Linked DNA regions of Mus musculus: region 1 is linked to region 2. The links are chromatin loops, found by intact Hi-C in ENCODE. Cell type or tissue: heart. All regions are shown on one strand. Each heading gives the region's core, and the rest is flanking DNA. Links, peaks and the distances in the headings are about the cores only. Region 1 overlaps Slc24a3 (solute carrier family 24 (sodium/potassium/calcium exchanger), member 3). Region 2 holds the start of Gm52529 (a long non-coding RNA gene).

The links. Hi-C counts contacts between places; a loop is a spot of excess contacts. Peaks named below come from ENCODE experiments on the same cell type or tissue, not always from the same donor. Only the 100,000 strongest peaks of a DNase experiment are listed, where the experiment ranks them.
Region 1: it touches region 2 in a loop (2.1-fold over the local background); 9 of 42 quality-filtered maps call a loop at or near these places.

What each region holds. Positions count from the first base shown.
Region 1 is chr2:145,511,456-145,523,992 of GRCm38, reverse strand. It overlaps Slc24a3 (solute carrier family 24 (sodium/potassium/calcium exchanger), member 3), which reads right to left. Exons shown (of 17, transcript NM_001356497.1): 4 at 11,165-11,239; 5 at 5,507-5,591; 6 at 5,046-5,149. Among named protein-coding and RNA genes, the nearest start is that of Gm14092, 37 kb to the left of the region's middle. In heart, for the core only: a CTCF peak has its summit at 6,449; a DNase peak (open chromatin) is centred at 6,452.
Region 2 is chr2:145,282,321-145,294,857 of GRCm38, reverse strand. The region is part of intron 2 of Slc24a3 (solute carrier family 24 (sodium/potassium/calcium exchanger), member 3); the gene reads right to left. Gm52529 (a long non-coding RNA gene) reads left to right here and starts at 6,120. Exons shown (of 3, transcript XR_003953927.1): 1 at 6,120-6,335. In heart, for the core only: a CTCF peak has its summit at 3,156 (motif pointing right); a DNase peak (open chromatin) is centred at 6,177.

The sequences.
Region 1 (12,537 bases), core at 2,743-10,742, 230 kb before region 2:
AATGAAGCTATGACCTCAGGCAGAATGAACTATCAGTCACTGTTAATTTGTACTTTTCTCCCCAGAGGTTTCAGTACACCACATGCTGTATATATCTTACTTCCTTTAAATACCTTATTAAAAAATTATACACACGAATCTGTGGTAGTACAGTGTTTGCCAGGTATGTTTGATGCCCTGGGTTTGATACCTAGCACCAAGTAAAGAAAATTTTAAGAAAAGTTTTAAAAGATTTTTTTTTTTTACAATTTTTTATTTTCCAAAAGTGATCCAACTTTAAAATATGTCAATTTAGCCAAGGAGGTAGCTAGAGGACCCCCTCACAAGCATGCAGAGCTGAGTTTGGGTAGTCACTGTGTGTCTCAGTGCACATCTGTAATCTCAACATTAGGAGAGCAGAGGCAGACAGTCCCACTGGATCGATGAGCTCCGGGTTTAGTAAGAATCAAGTGGGGAGTGATTGAGACCCCTGATGTTGACCTGTGCCTTCCATACACACAGATCCCTCACATACACACGTACATACCCACACAAATACACACACACACATACACACACACACATACACACACACACACACACATACACACGAACATACCCATACAAATACACACACACACATACACACACACACATACACACACACACACACACATACACACGTACATACCCACACAAATACACACACACACACATGCACACGCACACACACACTCACACTCACATGTGGACACACATCCACACGATAATAATACATTTTTGTACAAAAAAACATTATTATTTGTACAAAATAGTCCAAGATGGTAACTAAACACAAGGAATAACATACATTTACATATTACAAAGAACATTCTTAAACATTATATAATGTACAAGTAGCCCTGTATGAATATTGTACTTATCCTAAGATTTTTTTCTAGCCTTTATGCAAATTTACCAATTATATCATGAGAATAATAGTTTCAGCACATTCATACTAAATTAATATACTTGAAAGGAGGATCAATCACTTTTGGAAAATGAAAAAAAAAATCCTTTAAAACCTTTCCAAAATATGTATTTATTTCGTGCTAGGGATCAAACCCAAGGTGTCAGACGCACTAGGTGAACACTGTCCTGACACAGATTCATAGCTGTAATTTCTTAGTTGTTCATCTTGTCCTCATGCTTGTACCCATCAGTGGCGTTGAAGACAGGATCTAAACAGCTCGCTTATTTTGAAGCCTCAGTCTTGTGTTCTCAGCACATACACTCTGGGTCTATCCCCATCATGCCACCTTTACCATTTCAGTTCCTTCCACTAGGCAACTCTGGCATCTCTTTGCCTGGGGTTTTCTCTGGGTTCCAAGGTCCACCCTGACTGTGGCCACCCAATGAGCTGGAGTGCAGAGGGATTCGTGTTTCTTACAGCGTGGAATGAGATGTGGAAGTTGGTGGATAAGTACCCCAGCTCTCTTGCCTCTTCTATGAGATCACTGAACACCTATAAAACAGTTCCCACAGATGAATCAAATCCCAGTTGCTGCTAGTGATAACTTGTTCATTAATGCTTTTGTCTGCAGCTTTCTCTTCCATCTTACCTCCTCCATGTCTTGCCAGTGTTCCCTGGGGCAACCTTTCAAATTAACTACTTGTACTTGACCACTCGCCTAGCATCTTCTTCTGGGATATTCAAATGAAGGCAAGCTTCCCCTGGGATGTATAACCTCTTGGTGTTGCTCTGTTTTGTGAAAATGAGCCAGCTTAGACAGGGCGCTATTTGAAGAAAGGCAAACCTAGCCAAGATTAGCTGGACCTCGCCAAAGAACATCAGGGACACTCTAAGGATGCCAGAAGCCACTGTGGGAGCTTTTATAACAAACCAGAGCCATCTGCCAGCCTGTAATAACCAGAATATGAAAGTCCTAATCTGGGATACAGTTAAACTGTTTACTTTCTGTTTGTGGTTATGTATTTAAAGCTTAACATGCTTTGAATGGTGGATTTAAATTCATAAGCACATTGTTTTACAAAACTGGCACTGAGTCCTTTTAATGCAATATGCAAAATAGAGGGTTTTGTCAAGACCTGGATATTTTCACTTCATTGTTATTCTTCTTTGTTCTTAAGGAAAAAGTGGGAGGACCAGAGCTCTGTAAATGTCTTGTGGGATACCCAGAACCACTCTTGAAGCCACTTTCTAAGAAGCAATTTCCTCCTGTCCCATAAAAAACTCCACAAACCACCTCAGGCGAATACTGAAGACATCGGGTATGTTTGCAAACTGCAAATACAGCAGACATTCAATTACACTGAATTCATCAAAACCCTAATTGAGACAGGAGCTCAAACCCTACAGCTTAATTACTTTAATTTTAGATGGGTGTCAGACTTCCTCATGTCCTTTATGCTGAAATGCATTAGAGAGAGGCCCATGGGTGCGTGCTGCAAATTCTCCCAGCCAAGACAAAGAGCAGAACAGCATAAATAATAATGCCAAGTGAGACCTGTGATTAGATTTATTAATCATTCAATTCCCCAGTTTTGCCCTTTGTCGTGACATTCCATGGCACCAGCTCTGCTGTCTGGGAATATGAGGTTGGACAACTCCCACTTCTTCTGATAACTTTTTCTACCACTTAAGAGACTACCTAGGACTAAGCACTAGTCCTCTGATGTCATTATGGTAGCCCATCATTTGTTTTCATTTAGAAGACCTTCTGCCTGCCCTCTCTGCTCCCCCATCCTTTCTCTGATGGGAGCTATAGACACCTCCATCAATCATTCCATCAACTCAGTGGCCAAACCTGCCAGGGTGATGTAGGGTGGAATCCGGTAGTGAGGACCTCGGCATGAATATCCCAAGAGTTGATAAAAGTGTCTGACTTGTTTTGACTTCCCTTACAGACCAAGTACTATTATTAGTGTTAAACATGTTAGGCTTCATCACCATGGCAACACTCTGAAGTACATGTGCTTATACCCACTCTATAGATGAGAAGGATCAGGCTTTAGTAGCTAAAATAAATTCTTCAAAATCCCCCAGCTAGCAAACAGCAAAGCAAGAATGCAATCCCAGTTCAATCTGATTCTTTGGCCCATGTTCCTCCTCCAATACAATAGTCTGTGCCTTCTGCAAAGATGTGAGGCAACCTACAAAAGCGGCAAGTGGATGGCTTTGGAAATCGCCAAGTAGGCACAGGATTAAAAGAAGAAGAAGAGAAAAAGAAAATAAAGAAAAAGAAGGGAAGCTATAGCTAGGATCACGCCAGTGGCTATTCCCAGTAGAAGCTCTGCTTGTCACCTTTCTTTAGTGGGGCTGTGAGACCAGCCAGCAAAGTCCTGGAGAAGGGGTAGGAAGATGGATGCCAACAACCTGTGCAGCATCCATGGTATCCTAGCCAAGCTTGTGATGAGTGGTGCTACTGATGAATTACACGGCTCGAACACACTGCATTTCATTTCATAAGTAATTAGCTGTGTGGCCCTGAGTAGACATCACCCAGCCATTTGTTTCATTTCTTTACATTATCTCTTTGCCTCTGGGCTTGCTTCAGAATCAAGCTGCAGGTACAAATGACTAATGAACTAATGACAACACTAATAACGGCCCAGCTAATAATCATACTGCTAATGGTGACAATGCTAATTAAGAAAGTGCTAGCAGCAACAGCATCTGCTGGTGTGACTATTATTCGTCTCTGGAAGGCAACGATGAGCTGGTCAGGCAGGATAGAGCCAGGCGAGGGCAATGGCAGTAAAGGCAGGCACGTGGCTCATTCTTTTGGCACTAACTACCTATGTAGGAGAAGTCAGGAACACTACAGTGTAGACCCAGTCACCTTAACACTATGGGTCCTGGGGAAAGCAGAAAATATTTAGCCTAGTGAGTGAGCCAGACCTCAGTCATCATGAGCAAATCCAGGACTCTCTTATCAGAGCTAGCCTGTCCACCGGGGAGCCCTGGAGCTGGTGCTCGGTAAGATCCAGGTGTCCTTCTGCCTGTTGCTCGGAAGGAACAAACGCAGCAGGCAGAGAGGGTAGATCAGTCGGCATGTGAATGGGGACAGTTACAATGGGCCATGGAGACCAGCAATGAATTTTATGGGAACTCTTGAGTATACATTCAAGAGACTGACCTCATGGCATGCCCAGCAGCTTCTGAGAGACACACAGGCCTGACACACTTGAGAGAAAAGCTCACCAGGATTGGACTTTACACCAAGCAGACACTTTCCCCAGGGCACAAAACAGACCACACTGAGGTTCCTGATCAGGTGAAGCGGATTTCGGCTCCCTCAGTATTTTAAATAGAGTCACAGCTAGAATAGTAGAAATAGGTTTTTCTAGAAGATACTGAGTCTTGGGTGTTTTGTCAGAGAACTGAGGATCTCATATCTAGTGACTACTTCTCTGAGGAAACTAGGCTCTGAGAGCCACAGGGAAGCTGTATGTCCCACTCTAACCTTGGCTTCAGGCTCTAACCTTGGCTGCCCAATAGTCTCACACTCTGGCGACTTCTGAACAAATCCCTGAGACTATTAGAGAGATAACAGCATTCAGAAAGGACAGTGGCTCTGCCAGGATGCTCCCTGGCATTAGAATGGACTCCTGAGGTTGACTTGGGTATTCAAGGCTCCTCTAGACTACAAAAGCTCTAGCCTGCAGGAAGAAAGGCAACACCCTGAACTGTGACAACGATGAATTCTTTAAGTAGAAAATTTTTTTTTCTTCTTTTCTTTTCTGCCTTTCTCATTTATCTCATTTCCTCTGAGGCACCGCACATTCTAGTGTGGATCAGTAGCTCTCAAAAGGAGGTGTGTGGGGGAGCACTTTCAAGCTCACAGTTAACATTGTTAGGCTTGCTAATTTCCTATGTGGAACTGGGGTTCAATAATCCATCAACCTGGAAACCAAGTAACAGTGGCTTCAGGATGGAGACCTCCAATCACACTGCCCAAGGCGCCAGTGTGGGTGAATTCCAACATGATGGTCCCTGCCTCGGCTCCATACTTCCATCTTCTCGATATCAAGTAGAACCATCGCAAAGGAGTTGCCAGTCCTACCTGCCCTGCAAAGAGCCCGCAGACGCCAATGATGCACAGGATGTTGAACACGGCAGAGCCCACGATGGTGCCAACTCCCACATCACCCTTTGTGATGAAGACTCCTGAAACACAAACCAACACCAATCTGGCTGTAGTGGTCCAGCTGCATCCCAAGGACATTCGAAGGACATCTCCTAGTTCTAGACTATACTGAGGATCCAGAGGAAATAGGCAAGTTTTGGAGGGAGTTTTTGAACCCAGAGGTTAGACTTTTCCTTAGTAGCAACGTCCCTGGGTCTAGGAAAAGTTCGCACACAGTTAAACCAGTGAATGGCCACAGCAGAGTGGAAGGTTCTGCTTGGGATCTATGAAGTTAATTTTTTATAAGTGGGAGACAACTCAAATTTGAGGACCTTCTTCCCTAGAACCCCTTTTTCTTATATAGGTAAGGGCTGAGACATTCTCTTAGCATCACCTACCTATGACCGACGTGAACAGCTCTGGGGCCGAGCTGCCTGCTGCCATGAATGTGGCTCCTGCCACATCTTCACTGAGGTGGAGGCGCTGCATGGGAGCAAAGACAAGACAGGTGAGATGGGATCTTTCCTTGGGAAACACATGCCTGTGGCTCCTGAGGTCCTAAGCACGGGGACTTCAGAAGGACCCAGGGGCTGGGTTCAGTCCCTCTCACTATCCCTCCACTCAGAGCCTGGCTGCTCCTGCTCTCTGCTCAGCATCCTCACTTGCAAGATCAGCAGGGACTACATGACTCTCATTAGCCAATGTCCTTACAGAAGATTTAGGAGTCTGTAACCCAAATCTATCAAGAGGATGTCTAGTTGATAACCAGGAGGGTGGAGTAGCGAGTCAAAAACATCCTGGACAGCGGCGGACAGCCATTTTCTTTCTAATGGCAGCTGTGGTCAGCTCCCTTGGTGTCTGCAGACACTGATTTTAGAAGAGATGTGTGTGATCTAGAGTTGTGTGCAAACACCATGGCTGTTATAGTGCTTTTGAATAACTTCAATCTCATAGCCGCCAATTTGCGAGAGGTTAGTAGATCCAGGGAGTAGTCACTGTCCTGAAGCACACTCCAAACCCTCGACCTTCAAACTCTGGGTAGCACGTCATGAGAGAAGACTTGAGACAGACTAGAAAATAATGCAGCCCATTTCCCCCAAATCTCAAGTCACCCTGTTGGTTAAACGGGAAGGTGGTTTTCAAGAACACAAGATGAATGTACACGAGAGGCTGGTTGGTGTGTTTAGCTTTCCGGAATTCCACCGTGGCCCAGAAAGTAAGCTGCCAGCGGTTGGGAAGCAGCCAGTTCCCTTCGGGCATCAGGGCAGAGACTTCCAGTTTCCACTGCCAGCCTTCTTTCTTTCTTTCTCAGCAGCACCAGTGGCTGCACTTCCATGCTTGGCCACACAGAGGCAGTGTGGCCTTGGAGGTGCTACAGATAGAGGCATGCTCACCGTTGAGGTTCTCATGGGGTACTGAGGAGACCCTGAGATGGTACCTCAGCACTAAAAACCTTGGCTGGTGCGGAAGCCCCAGCACTGGAATCTCAATAGATGGGGATGGCGGGAAGACAGCAAGCCAAAAATGAGCTCCCGGAATCGCCTTGAGTTGCTGTGCTTCCCTTCCAAGATCTATGGACTGGTAGTAATGGTTGCTTATGAGGCTTGGCCATATGTCCAGTTTCACTCTTGCTTCCACATCTCCTTCCTTTCCACCCTCCTTTATGCCTAATACACTCCAGCCTGGCAATACTGCACTGGCCTCTTAGAATCACTAGTCACGAGGTCCTCTTGCTTCTGCACTGCTAGCGGCTATGATGAGGGCCAGGGAGAATTTTCCTAAGCTTCATCCAGAGCGGAGAATAATTCACCACAGCTGGACACCCTGGGCTCCCCAGGAACAACAGGTCCTGTCATTCTCATTTAGATCCAGTGGCTCAGGTATTCTCTGCTTGTTCCTAAATGAGCCCTTTCCTTCAGGCCCCTTTGGTCCATCCCTCCACACAGCCCTGCATGGGTACCAGGGCGGAATCTATCACTTGATTCCTTTTCTCTGCACCAAGTCCCCACTGGCTTCATCCAACTGTCTATGAATGCAGTCAGCCTTTGAGATCAGTGGGGTTAGTCATACTCAAACCCAAGCAGTGTTCAAATTTCATATAAAATACTGCAGTGTTTGCATATAACAGATACATTTTCCCATGTTCTGTCAATCATCTCTAGATTGCTAACAATCCCTAACACAATGTAAATGCCATGTAAAAACCTGTATTGTCCAGGGCATACCAATAAGGAAGACTCTCTGTATCTGCTCCATACTGATCCAAATTAAAAAAAAAAAAAGTTGGATCTCCTAAGCATAGTGGTGCATGCTTTTAATCCCAGCACTCATTCAGAGACAGGCAGATCTGTGAATTCAAGGCCAGCTTGATCTATACAGTGAATTCCAGGACAGCCAGGGCTGCACACAGAGACCCTGTTTTGAAAAACCAAACCAAACCAACCAACCAACCAACTAAACAAACAACCCTCCACCCCCAAACCCAAAACAACCACAATAGAAAGAGTTGGATCGGTTTGATCCAAGGTTGAATGCCTGGCTGTGGAACCTATATGGAGAAGGTGGAATGTTGTGGGTTACTCAGTGGTTTCTAAGCCCACAAATGGCCAGAGCCGGGCTGTGCACTCCCTAGTTTCCTTCCCAGCCTTTGGCAAGCAGCTTAGCTGAGGAAGAGCCTAGCTCAGTGTTTACAGTACTTAGAGTGGGCAGTCTCTCTCCCCCACAGCCCAGGAGGCCCCATTACTGCTTTCATGGCTTCCTGGGTGTCCTACTCTTGACATCTGATATCCTTGTGCAAGCAAAACCTTCTGACCAACCTCAGGCTGCTATCTCATGACCAAGAACGCCGCCACGGTCCTCCCCTTGCTGAGTCTTCACTTGTTGGCTCTTTCTGAAACATCTTTCTGTCTTTGCTTTAGTGTAGCAGAGTCTGAGTCTGTCTATTTACTGTTGACAAAGGACTCTAACACCTTTGTGGGTTCCCTCATGCAACCTCATGACTGTCTAAAATTTAGTGACTCACCTGGCCTGTTGCTGCCATATTGGCTCCTTTCTCTTTTCTGCTTAACGTTTTTTTCCTGGTTTGAACTTGATCCCCCTCCAAGCTATGACTTATTGCACAATGTGGATTTCTTTCTAGAATCATTTTTCACCAAAGTCTAAACAGCATCTCCTTGAACATCTCCGTTTAGCCCAAGTTAATCTGAGAGCAAGCTCTGAGCATACACTATCACCTCTCTGTAAAGGGATTAGGGAAAGAAAAGATGGTATAGAGTCCCAGGCTAGGAAATCCTGCTAAGCTGCAAGAGGGTGGTCCTGTATCACCACCACCCTCCATCCTGTGAAAGAATGGAACTTCAGAGTTGGCCACAGGCTCTCAGAAGACAAACACAGCTCTCAAAGGAGATACAAACTTTGCTCCAGGCATGCCATGAGTCCAGCAACTAGGATGGCTTTAAGTACATGGAGCTGCACTCAGAGATAGGCATGGGGCATGGCATGATTTCTTGTCAACTACTTTGCTCCTAAAACTGGACTGGGATGGGAACAGGGAGCATTCTTGGAAGGGAGGCCCTTCATCTGCATTCCTTCTCCCTGGATAGCTGTGTACCCCAGAGGCAGAGCCAGTTTTGACAAAAACCTGTTGTAAGTGGTTGCAGAGTTGCAACAGGTAAGAAGACGACCCAGTGGTAAGCTCAGACTGACCTGGACTCCATTCCTAAATATCTGTGTGGCCACTGGTGGGATGCTCTGAGTCCCTGCATTTTTGTCTCTTGATTTCTAGAGGGAAGCTAACTGTGGTTACCTGGTAGAATCCTAGACGTGGTTAAAGAGAGAATAGGCACATTTAACCCATACTGACTTAGCTACACAGCCAGCTTCCTGTAACCCAGGGCCCAGTCAAAACAGTATCTTTATCCCATCAAACGTTTTCTTTCCTTCCTAGCTTTTTGTAAAGTCTCACTCTACTCTCTTCTGTCCTGCCAGCTACTTTGTTTTTTTTCTCTCTAGAAGGATGTGTGTGTCCTCAAAAATTCTATGTGTTTCCTTATTGGAGGGTACAAGTTGATGGCTGTATTTAATATTTCTGGGGTGCAATAACTACCTTTGTTATTGACAACAAAAGAAACTTTTCTGGGGAAAGGTAGAGCCATTTTGCTTTGTGTAAGTGTGAAGTACCAACTGTTGGTCAGTGGGCCCTGTGTGTGCTCTTCAGTCACTGACACAACTAATCATGGGTGGAAAGCCAAAGTGAACCTGTATTCTCACTAAACATGAACAAGCTTTTCCTTCATCATCTCCCTCTGAGGAGTCTACTCTGACAGATCCTTCCATGCACTGAAATTGTGCGTCATCTAGATATGGTTGGAACTTGACAGTCCTCCACTACTCCAGTAAGAAGGGAGTTGACCATCTGAGGATTTGGAAACCACCTGCCATGAATACTGAAGGAGCGCAAGTGCCCCCACTAAGGACTGAACGTTTTCTTGCCTTTGACACAAGGTGAGCCTATTCCCAGGCTGGATCACTGTGACACTCCTGTCCCCACTAGAATACAGTGCATTTCAGGTGCCACTTTACTTTCTTTGATCTACTGTCACTGCAAAGAGGAACACACTTCCGTAACCTTTCTAGGATCGGTGTGCAATGACTGCTTATCCCTAAGTACAAAATGAACAAACGTCCAAGGCTTGGAAGAAACAGCCTAGGTTAATAATCTTCCACGTGAAGTTTGCAGACCAGCATCCTCAGCATCCCCTGGGACCTGATTAGATAGATAGATTCTGGCCACATCCTCTGGGGGTGGTTGGAACCTAGTGAATCAGGTACTGTGGGTAGAGCAAGATGAGGCCACAAAGCTTGATGGCTACTGGACTTCCTGGAAACTCGGATAATGAATTACAAACAGTAGATCAAAGAAAACGCAAAGCTTGCACATAAGAAAACTAGATCTCAGAACAGTGGGATGAAAGTGAAGAGGAATGAGAGCTTTCTTGATAGGGTGAACATTAACGAAACCTTTTTAGGTTCATTTATTCAGTGTGTGTGTGTGTGTGTGTGTGTGTGTGTGTGTGTGTATGTACACATTTAGTGAAGGTACCAGGGTACATATGTGGAGATCAGAAGACAGCTTGTTGGAGTCTGTTTTCTCCTTCCACCTTGTGAGACCTGAGGGTTGAACTCAGGCCATCACACTTGACGGCCAGTGCTTGATCCATCCTGCCGACCCCTGAATATTTGTTTTTAAACTTGCTGTTCACCCTGGCATTTTCTATGATAATGGGTACAAAATTCACAACAAATACTCTGTGCCCAGCTCTCTTGCCCCAGAGCCTGCCAGGCATCCACCCAGAGTATAAATAGAGAGGGAGTATAAGGGAGACATGTGGTAGTGATAGGTTCTTACCCCAACAGGACTCCAGAGGGAAGAAATGATGGAAAGAGAAGTAGAAGGAATGATAGAGAACAAGAAGCAGCAGAAGTGAAAAGCGGGAGAGGGATAGAGCCCAACATAGAGATGACGCTCCAGGCCTGGGGTGCTGACTGTGGGTTTAACACACAGGGAACCAGGGTTATTTGAAAAACAATTTACCTACAAGGAACACACAGCTTTGGTCTTGTCATTATTCCCTAAGCAACAGAGTATAGCATCTGTCTCCACAGGATTTATGTCATGGTGATGAAGGATATAGGAGGATCTATGTGGGTTGTTTGCAAATACTGCCCCTTTCTCCATGCACTTCACATGCTAGAGTGTCCACAAACTATGTTTCTGGTGAACAGTCTGGAACTATTCCCACGGATATGCAGAGAAGACTGTAGCACTAGCAGTAATGATGGATGCAGTCGGGAGAGCTGGTGAGGGGGGTTAATTCCTAGCCATCCACCACGCTCTGAAGTGTTAAGCAGACTGAGCCAATACTGTCCTTTCTCAGGCACTCAGGTGCTTAACATCTACGACTCTCCAGGATCTTGGAGATGGGACTATAACATGCCAGACCAGAGTCCCCATCCCAGGCCTCTCTCAGGCACACTGGGAATATACCTGTGCATACCTCACAGATCTTTTCCAAGGATGGGACGAAGAAGTCATCGCACACAATGGCCAGCGCATAGAACATGTACATGGCCTGAAAGAGAGCAGAGGAGAAAGCATTAAGAGTCAGGGAGAGCCAAGGGCAAAGGGTTTGATCATCTTTTCCTTCAATTCATATCTTCTCTTATCATAAACTTAGCTTCTTATTCAGAGTAAGTACAAAGTCTTTGCAGTTCCTGAAAGAACTGTAGCCTTGCTTTAGCTTCTCCTTTTACCTCACTACCTCCAAATTGTCTCTTGTCCCCCTTCTGAGATGCCAAGAGAACCATGGACACCTGCCTCAGGGCATTTGCACTCATTTCTTCTACCCAGAGCTACTGAAGAATATATCTTCTCTGATATACCATTGTTTCACTCCACCATGCTTTGCAAATGCCAGCCTGACTCCCTGATCACCTTTCCTTCTGTATCCCCTCATCTTGCCTTTTTTTTTTGGGGGGGGGTAGGTTATAGGTTAACTCCATCAGCCTGTTGTCAGTTTCCATCACCAGAATTTCATGAAGACATGAACTTCCTCTTGTAATTACTGTTACATCCTCCATCCCATGGCTGGCCTGAAAGTACCAGTAGCTGAGCTTACTACCTGGTTCCTGCAAGATAGCAAATGTGCTTCCACATCGGGGTCAACTATCACTAGGGCATTCCTAGAATTTCACCTTCTAGTCAGAGATCATCCTTTCCTTTATTTGAGGTATCATCTCAGAGATTGACCTTTTTTTTTTTTTTTGGATCCAGTGTTGAGTGACCACCCATCACACACCTCTCACTTCTTCAGGGGACCCCAGCACCTTCCCATATTCACAGTGCCTTTGGTAGAATGTGTCTTACCTCTTCTCCAGGATTACATATGGATTACAATAGGTGTTCAGTATTCCTAGTGGAGATGTCTATTGGTTCAGAGGTAGGCACATGACTTAGACCCAATCAGATAAAAAGAAAGAGTTACCAACTTTTCAAAGAGAGATGTTTCTCACCCTCTGTTGCTAGCTGTGGAGAAGCGTGGCATCCTTAGACTTAGAGTGTCATCATGGAGCCACAGATCATATAGTATTAGAACCCACAATACCTCTGGACTCCAGAGTATACCAGCAGCATTGCTGGGGCAGTTTGATTCGGAATATTCTAGTATTTGTAACCTAAAGTGTTTTCCAGTACCGGCTCAATCTCCAGAATTCCCACTAGTATATTTATTACTGTCTTTTATCATGTTTTCTCACTGATTACTATTTCACAGCATTGGCCCCCAGTCACAGAGGGCACACAGCATAAGACCCAGGCCAGAAACCAGAACATGCCATTTCTTGTCACAAAGTGATCAGTGGGTAGGAAGGC
Region 2 (12,537 bases), core at 1,830-9,829:
CAGAGTCCATTCTTTCATCATAAAGGAGCAGAAAGACCTAATTCATTTGCTATGGCAAACATTCAGTAGGTATATACTTGAATTTTTCCTTTTGTTATTGTAACATTCCACAAAGGAGGAATGCTATACAATGGTACTTTCTATACTAGTGATTTTGTTATAAACAGAAAGTCTACAGGGCAAGATTAGAGAGAGAAATCTCTAATCTATGCTCTAATTTCTAGGTGTGTGCTAGTTCATTGCTAGGTTATCCCCAGCCTTTTAAAAGGGGACCTGGCAATGTCTGCACATTGAATTCTGTCCTATTCTTTTGTCACCCCACTTCATCTAACTGCCCATGCTATGAGATAATATAAACAGGACAGTGAGACATTGAAAAAAGAATATCAATGTCGTTCAGCCAGAGGTATCTGTGTAAATTTGCTGCAGTTGCTGCAACTCAGTAATATAAACTGTGTGGCTTCAACAGCAGATGCCCATTGTCTTATGGATTCTTGAAACAAACATCCAAGATCAAAGAACAGGTAGTACTAGTCCATCCAACGTCTATGAGAGACAATCCGTCTCAGCTTCTTCCCAGATTCCAGCAATTTGCTGCCAACTTTCCATGTCCCTGAATTGTAGACACCTCACCCAAATGTCTGTATACATCCTCACATTCTCAGCTGTGGTTAAACAATAACAAAAGGAAATTCAAGAGGCCAGAACCACTAAACAGAATCCAATTCTTTACTAGGACAATACATACTGGTTAGCTGGAGCTGAGAAATGAGTGGTGGTTAAGAAGAGTCCAGAGCATCATAAAGGTGAAATCTTCTGGGAAGTATTATTTGGTGTCATCACACAGAAGCAGTGGTCCAGAAGGGACCAAGGATGTATCTCATGATGTCAGCCATACTTAGTAAGGTGCAAGAGTTTCCCATATGGTACTTGTTCTAAAGGCATGAAGGGGTCATGGAGAATTGCTCAGGCTTGGCTTAGCTAAAACAGCTGAAACAGTACTTCATCCAACACCTTTTGCTTCAGAAACTACCAGAAGGAAATCCTTTAGCGATCACGTGGAACTCACTCTCCTTCCACAATGCATCTGTGCCCTTCCCATCTTCCTTCTGTACTTCTGGCTAAGCAGGATTTATCAAACAGTAAGTAGGGTGTTGCTAACCCTGGGCTGCTTCTGGGTGACTTGCTACTGGCTTAGAAAATTGGGCAGACTGTCTTGAGTTTAGTGTTTGCCCCTAGTTCCCTCTTGGTTCCTGGACCTCAGCCCCCTAGTCTTGGCAAACCCTGTAGCCCTGGGTTAAGAACACAGTTCTGCCCAGCAGGTATTCCAGGGCAGGCCCTCTATAAAGCACCATGTGTGCAGCAAAGTAAAATGAAACTCCAACTCTTATTTAACAAATTCTGTCTCTTCTAACACAGACATACATTAGGTTAACTTTTTCCTAATGTGTTCCTTTTACTTTTCCAAACAAAGCAGGGCACAGAAGACGTTTAGAAGAGCTAAGTAAGTGAAATGACTTTTTAAAGGATCTCTCACAGATTGTTGTAGAGACGCAGTGGTGGTTAGGAATACATCTTGTCATGGATTCTTCACTGAATGTGTTTATTTAGTCCTTTTGGAGGAATGAGCATCCACATACATGCTAAGTGGAGGAGGGGAAAAATTCAAATAGACACCTGGAGACAAAAGCCAACTGCCCTGTGCTAAAATGTGACTTCCTGGATAGGACTGAAGACTAGACTCAACATCCACAAGCAGCTACAGCCTGAGGCATTTCCCATGGGAATACACCAGAGAGGCTACAACAATGGGAAGCTCTGAGAGCATTCAGAGTAATTACAAACAGGTTTATGGGGAACTCAGTACCCAAGAATGCCTTTCCACGATTCAGTAAGTTTATGGCTCTTTCAGAGCTTGGCAAATATCCCTGAGCAGAGGAGAAGTTATCCCCTTCAAAATACAGAAAGTGCCTTGTGAATAAAAAATGATATCACCATAGCAACACATGGATGTTTCCACTCAAAGTGGGCCTTCTAGGCCTGGCCTTAAAAAGACAGTGTCCTCTGAAGAGGACAGACAGGCCTATGTCTTAGATTTAATAGTTGCCAAGGGGCCAGCTACAGATCCTTAAAACAATGGTATAAACAAGAGCTCTCAGGGACTAGAGGCTTGTTCCATACACAGAAGTCGAGGAAACCACCATAAGGAACGTGGGCAATCTTCATTTCAGGTATATGAAGAGCCATTATTACTCCCATGCTCTTGAAATAAACCAGAAGCCTCCAAAGGTCAGAATGCTGTCCAAGGTTACAGATGTATGTGGAAGAACCTACACTGTTATAAACCCCAGAGGACAAATTCAAACTCCTCATGCTTCTCCACACTTAGCCCTAACACTTGGCTAACACTGATCATCCGCTGAGCCCAAGATGGCAGTCCACCTGGAAGGCCCAAACCCTGGTACCAAAATGACACCCTGCCTGCCATGAAGTTAACTGTTCAAGTAGCCTCAAGGAAAATACATAGCCTATGGAGTCTCTAGTCTGGGAAGTGAGGGTATCTTGGGTTCCTTCCTAAGAGTATCTGAGGGCTTATGATGCTCTGGGAAATTTCAAGAAAACTGATATGTGGCTGGCCAACTAGCCCAAACTGTGAGAGGTCAGACCCAAATTAATATCTGGCTATGCTAGAGGCTTCCCTGGGTACATTACATGCAAAATTGGCAGTTCAGGGGAGATCTTGGCTTAGCAAAGAACTAACTAATAAGTGAGAGGAAACTCTATTTCACACAATTTTTTCCATTAAAGCTAAGAATATATAGTCACTATCTTCTAATAAAGCTACAAAGCTGCAGTTGAGCCTACAAAATGGCAATCTTGACTATTTGATGAGACAGGACTCTGGGTCTGATTAATGTCAGTATGATGGTTGTATATTTGAAAGTATTTTTATAATAGTTTATACAATATCTTAAAGCTGTAGGTGAAAATATTTGCATTTTAAAATAGTTCATAAGGTTAAAAGTTATGTGGTATTGGTGACTTCCTCATATATAATTTTTAAAAAACGTCTAAGAGGAGGTAATGGATGTGATGGAATAACCAACTCTGAGCTTGTTCTTCATTCATCCCCTTGTAATCAGATTTTTCTGCTCTTCTCACCAGTAGATGGTGCTATCTCTTGAACTTGGACTGTCTTTGTGCCTTGATTCGACCATGAAAATCACTGAAAATGATACTACTTCAATTTCCCAGGTCAGGCTTCAGGGACCTTGTGCACTTCCCAGTTCTCCACCACCCCTTTCAGTGAATCTGAGAAAGACACTGCAGTGGAGTGAAGGAATAAGAGACCTAGGCAATTGTTAGTCAACCTCAGGACATGAGAAACCATCCTAATCCTTCTTACTCACCGATTACCCCAAATGATCATACTCACACAAAGAAGCTCTGTTGAGATCAGATGGTCCTGTCCAGTTCAGTATGAATGCTGTGCTGACTCACCGACCCATGCACCATAGCAGATATTGGTAGATTGAAACAACCAAGTTTAAGGATATTTGTTATACAGCCATAGCTAACTGATACAGCAGGTTTCCCAGAGTATGAATGAAAGCTTTTTTCCAACACACCCACCCACGAGGCAGACAGGAGTTTGTTCTGTTCTAGAGTCTATTCTTTATAAGAATATACTACCATATCTGTTATTTGAGTATGTTAGGTGCTAGAGTAAACTTCTTCTGCTCTAATTCCTTACTTAATTCTGGTAGCAAAGTATTCTCCATAGCCACATAGCCATATTGAGATTTAATATTTTCGTATTAGACGCCAGGAAAGGAGAAGTGGACTGAAGTCACATGATGTGTGACATCAAAAAAGTAAATCTAAGGATAACTTATCTCAAGCTCACATGCTTAGAAAGCTCTGTTTCTAATTTGTTCTTAATTAGTTATGCATTGCAAGGTTTAAAAAGTTTCCACCATGGCTGGACAGCAACTTCATGTGCATTTTTCCAGTAGGAGAGTCCAAGAGTAACTAATCTCCCGATTCCCCCACTGCAAGAGGACAAGCAGAGAATACCTACTTCTTTCTGGTACCCAGGAAGGAAAGCTATTTACTCCATACAAACATCAGGAGATGGGTCTAAGCTAGGCTTAGAAAGCTTAATCTATGAGCCAGACAGTCAGTACTTCAGCTGTTATTGTCTCGTTCTACCACACAACCAGCCACAGAAACACACAAATGAGAGGGGATAACTGGATTTACCCTGCAAAAAGGCAGCATTTACTCTACAAAAGAAGATAGAGTTCATCAAGCCATAGCTGCAGGATTGAACAAGGAAGGAGAAATATATGGAAATGTTAGTGCTCCTATTCCCTAGAGTTAGGAAACAATAATAAAAGGTCTATTAAAAGTGTCTTAATATTAATAGCATCTGAATCATCAATCCTTTTTATAATATGAGAGATGATTAATTGTTTCTTAATGAATGGATGGACTCATCTTGAGTTACTTGCCATATATGAGCTCCCAGCTCAGGATGAAGAGGACATATGAGGCTATATATTTTTCCCTTGAGCAAAAAAAAAAAAAAGATGGTGGGAGGTAAGTCTAACATCCAACACAGTTGTCATATATAGTCAACTGTGCCAATGATCATTCAAAATATAGTTTAACTGATGGTAATTCAAGCTTCAGAAACAGGTGTGAGCAAAGTTCTGATTCTTCCACCGAGTGATTTTTTTTGACATCTTTATATTAGACATATTTTTTTCAAAACATTGGCCTGTGGAGTGAAGCTGAAGACTAAACAAAACTGCCTACCACAAGGATTCTCAGTAATCACTGTCAATCAAATCAAATGGTAACTCCAGGGACTCCCTTGCAACAATACAGACCTGACCACTGCTTATCTGGCAGAATCAAGCATCAAACATTCAGACAGGCATGGACACCCCATCAATAGACACCTCAGCTATTACTCTTTTGTGTACAAAAGTAGGGTGAATGGACAGAGATTTCCTCTACAGGTCCTTTAAACACTTAAATATAATTAATCCACCGCCATTTTCAGCTAAGTGCATTCTTGCCTATTAGTTAAATATGAAAAGCTATCCAGCCGATGTGCAAAGAACTGAACAGCTTTGAATAGCAGTCACTTCCTTCTTAATACCTAAGTTCAATACTTGCAGACATGGAAGGCTTTGTTTCCTATTGGAAATAGCATTGTCAAAATGATAGCCACTAACAACATGTAGTCATGCAAACTAAAATTGAGTAAAATTTAAAATTTAATTCTTTGCTTGTATTAGTCCCATTTCAAGCTGCATCACTATATGGTACAGACGGAGAAAATTGTCACAGAAATTCTAGACAGAGTGTTCTAGTTTAGATTAACGCAGCATAGGCTATTCCGTTCAGTGATTAATTCAGAGACACTAAAGCTGCCATCAGAGAAATGGACTCTACTTTTGTGCATGGTCCCTGGTTTTGAGGGTACACTGGGCCACATGCAGACCAGAACAGCAGCATCTACAAATACCTGGCAAATGACAGGTAGGGATCAGTGGACAAAAATCCCACCTGTCATGGGGTCTAGCTTGGTCACTCTGAGTGACATATTATCTTGAGGTTTCCAGAGTTGCTGGGTAACAGCAAACCCAGGTGGCCCATGTGATTGCCTGTTGGCTCACACCCCCCTTACTGGCTCAACTTGGGTTAGTTCTGAGGGAACCTAACTAAGACAATTATGTCAGTAAGACAGTCACATTTATCTTGGCACTGAATGCTGCTGTCTGAGACCTAGTTAATATCACTGGTAAAAATGACCACCATTTGTGGAATTAGCATTTAAGATCTCAGAAAAAAAGGTATGCCTTTAACTGTCTTACTGGGTGTATATACTTTCTATATTTTCTGAGCTTTGCAGCACTCTTGTCCGTTTTTATTTTATTTTATTTTTTTACTGTGTTGATATTTCTCAGCTTGATCATTTGCTTAATTGCCAGTTCTACTTTTAGAACATTTAGCTGTTTCCAAAAATCAAGCCACTCTTCAGTGACATCTGGCCTCCATTGAGAATACTGAAAAGAACATGTCCCGGGCTCTGAAAGCAATTCCCACAGTCCAGCTCTCAGGCCCTTTAGCCAATAGCAAGTCATTAGAATAAATGGAGCCCAGCCATGGAGGGCAGGGCTGCTCATTTCCCTTGTTTCCTGTGTGACTTCTGAAACCCAGTTTCTTCATGGTCAGGTCTATCTGCCCATTTCTCTCACTACCTTTTTGTTCAGATATGGTTCCCATCCCACAGAATTCAACCACCAAAAGCATGTGATTTGGTAAGTTTGCAGTGTATTTGTGGGGTTGGTTTGACACTCATTACTGAAAACGTTAGTGGCATCAAGTTTGTTTACTCTTTAGAGGCACTCTCTTGGCCTCCTTTTGCTTTTAGAATATGATTCATGGGGTGTGTTGTTTCACTGTAGATGGTTTCAGGCAGTGTGATAGCACATGCTCCCTACCCAAGCATCAAAGCCACATGCATTGAAGGTTAATTAGCTACCACTGAATATGACAAAATACTAAGCAATAATCATATTAGTACTTCTTCCTTTCCATTTTTATAAATTAACACCGTGTCTGGTGTCCAGTCACATCCAAGAGTTTTGCTGCAAAAAAACATAGCAAGTCTCATCAGTAACATTTTATTTGCTCAACAAAATCCGAATTCTCACGCAAAAGTATATCCTTTTTCAAAACTTTCTTCTGACTTCCCTCTCTAATTAACAATTCCTGACTTTTCCCACGGGACTCTTCAATACCTTCCCCTCAAACCTCACACATCTGGGGTCATTTAAACCACCATCCAAATGTGCTTCAGAGACCCTTGTTTGAGGAACCTGGTGGTAGTGGAAGGGTGCATTAGTACAGCCAAACATAAGACTCAAATGGGGAATAAAATGGCAGTGATTTTTTTTTGTTAATAATCTTCATGTAACTGTGGCTGTCCCACTTGAATTTCGAAATACCAAGGGTCTCAGGTGCTGGGGCGGTGTTATACTACTGTCAAGGTCAAATCTTACAACCCTGAACTATCATGGGTAACAGCACTGAACTCACTGTGTGTTAATTAGACCAGATAAAGCCAGCAGCAAGCACAGGACCAATAAGCAGGATTTTAACCACAAACTAATTGATCTGGGTTTTTATCTATGAAGGAGAACAAAAATGCAGGTGGAGTAATGTTATAGTTTTCCTAAAAGTTTCAAGGCCCATCTTATTTCCCTACAGGTTAAACAAGCATGAGATCATCTTCATATCTGTAAGACAGGCTGTAACAATTAATTTTATGGCTTAAGGTAAATGAAAATTTATGTGGTGAGCTATGGAGTGGCTTCTACATGCCTAGTAAGCTATAGGAATAATGATTATCAGTGTCTATTGATGAAAAGAAAGACACATTTGTAGAATTGGTATCAGTTAATAAAAAGACAAATGATTACATTTTTCTGGGGCACAAAGATCATTCATCCATTAGAGTAGACACATTCCATGTTCGCTAAACAAGTAAAACAAGTCATTTTCCCACTTGTGGGCACTACTGTGCTATATTAATTTGTACAAAACTTTTGCTAAGAGTTACTTATCTGATCTGTCTCCAGCTTTTCTGGAATCCTTTTCTGTAACCAGTTAATCTATATTTTGCTTTGATCAGTACCACATTATGTTCTCATCCATTTTGTTAATGGGCTCTAGTCACCTGATAGGTCAGCAGTTAGCACTCTGCAGCCTGTTCACTCCCTGCCTAGGTAGCCAGATTCCAGGATCACATTTCTGGCTCTTCTTCATTACTTTGATTGACTCTCTGTAGTACCTGGGCTAAGTCCTGGACCGATCCCTGTCCACACTCTCCATATCTGTAAGGGCCAATTTCTGCCAGTCTCCTCTTCCATTTTCAGCTCTGACCTGTTGTCTGACATGATCTCACACCAGATGAACATTTCTAATAATCATCTGACTTTTATTGCCTCAACCTCCATGAACTTTTAGAACATAACCTCAAAACAGACAGCTGATCTCCCTGCAGAGCTTACTTTACACCAGTCTTCTCAGCCTTTCTTCCACCCACTCAAGTCAAGAACCTGTGACTGCCCTAAGAACTTCTCACTGATGCCCATTTTTTTTCAGGATGTTGTCATAGCTTCATATTGCACCTAGAATGCAATGTCCTGTCATGCTCTCCCTTGTCGTGCTTAGCCCATTGTGAGCCATGACTTAACAGTATCTTAAACTTTCCACTTGCCCTTTGTATTTTAACAATCTAGCATTCTAGTTAACACTTTAGAAACCCTAACCTAGTCATGTCACTTCTTGAGGTTTAAAAAAAAAAAAAGGTTCTAACTTGGCTGTCTTGCCTGGCCTTGTGGGAGAAGTACCTATCCCTGTAGGGTAGGGGGATATCCAGGGGTGGCCTCCATTCTCTCAGAGGAGAAGGGGAAGGGGTGGGGGAAGGACTGTGGGAGGGGGACAGTAATCAGGATGTAAAGTGAATACAAAAAATTTAAAAGTAGAAAAGAAAAAGAGAGAGAGAGAGAGAAACAAAGAAAGAAAGAAAGAAAGAAAGAAAGAAAGAAAGAAAGAAAGAAAGAATGAATCTCTATATTCTTTAGTGATAGTAAGAGAACTCTAGTTGACTTCAAGGTCTGCTTATTCCATCCCTTTGCCTTCTTTCCTATTCTCTTATTCCATCTCAGCAACCTCTGTACTGCATCACATGCAGATCTACCATGCTCCCTTCTCTTTGGCATCTTGCTCTGACATCCCTTCGTACCATTGCTTAGATATTGCTTTTGGATTTGTCCTTCATCTCTTCCCCAATTTGAAGTTGTTCAAATGCCACCTTCTCACGAAGTTTTACTATGCATCTCTGTCCTTGTTAACTCCCCTTCCCCATACTATCCATGTTTTTCTAACACCCTTTCTGTTTATTGTCCAAATAACTCTATTTCTCATTATTTGTCTTTTTTCACCTTCTTTTAGCCTGGATAGAGGGACTCTACTTTTGTTCCTTTCCCTATTGTCACAGAAGATGCAATGAGTGGTCTGAAGTGACTGCACAAGTCAATGAGTGAATGAATATATTTGTACAAAATCCCATAAAAAGTGTACAAAATGACACATAAACACATTTGGAACTGAACATATTAGAACTAGAGATGGTGAGCTGAAAATGCAATAGGTCTTGATATGTTGCTGTGTTCAGAGCAGACAAATAAGTAGACAGTCAGACAATTTGTCCTGTGTGAGCTTTACTTGGAATGAGGGAATAAAGGACTCCACTTAATTCCAAAGTGATACACTATGTTTACATCAAGACTCAAAAGAAAGGGTAAAGATTAGTTATGAGTCACTTTTTATGTTGTTGTGATAAAATATCATGACCAAGAAGAAAGTTTATTTGGGCTATGAATTTCTGAGTGCTAAAGTCCATAATGGTGGAGAAGGTATGGGAACAAGCAGGCATGGTGATAAGACCTGGAAGCTGTGAGCTCACATCTCAACCACACACAGGAAGTAGAGTAAGTGAGCAGGAAGTGGGACAAGGCTGTAAATGATCAAATCTGCTACTGATGCACTTTCTCTAGCAAGATTCTATGTCCTAAGAGTTCCATAACCTCCCTAAACACTTGAGGGCCAAGTATTCAAATGTATGAACTTATGAAGGATTTTTCTCATTTAAAACATTACAATGGCAAAACACTGATCTTTTCTTATTTATCCCACTGTAGTGTTCATAGGTAACAAGCTATGTGGTGTATATCAATGTCATCTTATGTGCTTGTCACAACCATCTTCACCTGGGGGACTTAAGCATGGGTCTTTTCCTCAATGACTTGTTTGGAAAAAGAATGGATGTAGCTATTGGGTGTTCCAACAATAACTAAATCCTGCCATGTACTACTAATGGACAGAGTCTACAAAGACCATGTTAACATCTGGCAAGCTCATGGTTTTCTCATTAGTCCAACATTCTGCCAATCACAACAGCAGAGAGCTCTAAAAATGCTCCTCCCACTGTGTGAAAGAGAATATAGCAAAACAATCCAAGACTTGGTAGTTAAATACTAATGAGAATTCAGATAAAATTAAATAAATACAGATGCATAAATCAAAATAAGTGTGGGGAACACCAATCCTCTGTAAGGGCTAGATCATATCTCTTTCTGGCACAAAATCTTGTTTTAATGAATTTCTAAACTGTACTTAATTATTTGCAAAATTATTTTCCTTTTTCTTTAAAACAAAGAATCTCTTTCTGTAAGCCAAAGGAAGCAAGCCTTGTTCTATACTTTTTTAAAGAAAAAAGAAAGACATGGGGCAGAACATGTTATAAATTCTTCCTTTGTCCCTCCTGATCTCTTCCTCTTCTCTGTGCCACAAGATGCCTAGCCTGGACCCCTCATCCTTTGAGGACTAGGTGAATGGCAGATCAAAAAGTAGCAGAAATGAGCAGGCAGGGGACTCTTGCTGGTTCTTTTCCAGCTGACCACTCCTCTCAGGTGCCTGATATGAGCAGCTCTCAACATGTTGTGTCTCATACCCTTCCTTTACTCCTGTAGACACCATGGTCCTGGTAATAATCTTCTGGTTATGTAAATCTCTCAATTCTCTCCCACTTCTAATCATGGTAAATAGCTTCTTCATGAAACTCTCCTCTTTTTAAGCTTCCCACCACGCTTCCTAGAGTTTAGATGAAGGAAGAATTATGTGCTAACAATAATACACTCAGAAGGAAATGCAGGCCTACAGCCTCGGTAGCTGCCTCTTCTCCCATGGGAATGATCAGGAGGGCAGAGGACACTGAAGGCAACTGCCATCCATTCTGACTCAGCCTGGGGTTGCTCACTTGTGTCAGCTCTCAGAGTTGTAATCTAGATTTCATCTCTTTGTGGAATGACCCCATTCTGACCTCAAGGCCACCCAGAGTATTTTAGGAATGCAGAAAAAAATGATCAGCATGAGTAAGAATGAGATGATGTCACCTCATGAAAAAAAAAAAATCTCCACCTTCCCTTCACCTCCAAGCTGCCATTGCAGGAAAACTGTATTATTGAATATCAGCTTCCAGAGTTAAGACTGCAAACTGAAGATTCCACCAGGATTAACCTGTACCAGTCTGAGGGATTTCCCAAGGATGGCAGGTGTCACAATATTAATCCAAACATCATATTACATTAAATTCCTTGAGAAACTATCGGGTTCTTGGCTTTTCCATTTAGCAGCTTAATTGGGTATTCTATAGTCATAGTTTGAGAAAATCACATTCCCTAATCAACAATTTGACTTTCTATGACTCTGTTAATGAGTATAGATGTGAAAGCATCATGTTGTAGAGTCCTGAGAACACAGAGACCAGTTCAGTCCTGGCCAGAGCACCAAATTGCATGGACCAGGGCCCGTGGTGGTGGTGGTGGTGTCATATCTTTTAGTGAACACCTCTAGGAAATGACCTTTCTTAAAGACAGAATTTCTTGTTCACTAATTGGGGTAGTAGTCGGTTCACAATAAATGCCAACAAGCTTATAATTTAGACAAGAGACATATCTATGGCCCCATCTCTCTATGGGTAAGAAATATACCGAAGTTCAAATGACTTCATGGGTATGTGAGTGGATTTTAAGCATCAAGATGTGTGGCATTTGGGATAATTCCTCCTGTTTTATCCAGTCAGGTTCTCTCTCAGATGTCCATTTATAGACATCTGTCCATAGACTACAGAAGACAGTCTAGAGATCTCAACTGACTGAAATAAGAGGAATACTTAATGGCTTGCGAAGAACATTTTTCATTATGAAGCATTCCAAAGTCACACTAGTTCACAGGTCCCATGCCAGTGTCTCTGGATTCTTGTTCTATTGCCCGCATTATGCTTAGAGCTCTTTATATGTGGCCTGGTTTGTCTCTCAATGACCTAGACAGATACTCTTCCAGGTTATGACAGGCCAGGAAGTAAATATTATTAACTCAGTAGATTTTTAAAATGCCAATGATGGTGTTGATACTAATGTCATCTAAATGTCGTGCAGAGCTACACCAAAAACTTATTTAAAGGAAGCAGAGTTTTAAGGGAACAATTCTTCAGCTACCTTGACAGACAAAGGGGTAGCACTTCATTAACCTCTTGGGTGTAATTTCTAGCACTTCCGTGACAGAAGGTGCCACTCACTGTAAAAATTATAGCAGAGTTCCTTTATCCCCTATTCACCTCCAGGTGAGATTCGTGGTGAAGGCATTACAGGCAGCAGGCTGCAGACAAGCAGGTTTCACATTACAAAGTGGTCTGAATGTTCAGGGACCTCCATGTCATCTCCACATGGCCTTATTTCATTGGCTCTAAAAGTGTAATTATAATCGAATAAAAACAACATGACAAACTCTGCCAGAAAGAACTCAACCGCTAAGTGTCTTGGTCCTAGGAAAATCTCCCCTTCCAGGCTGGTCTTTCCCAAAGCTTCTGTGTTAGTAATCCTGTTGCACTTT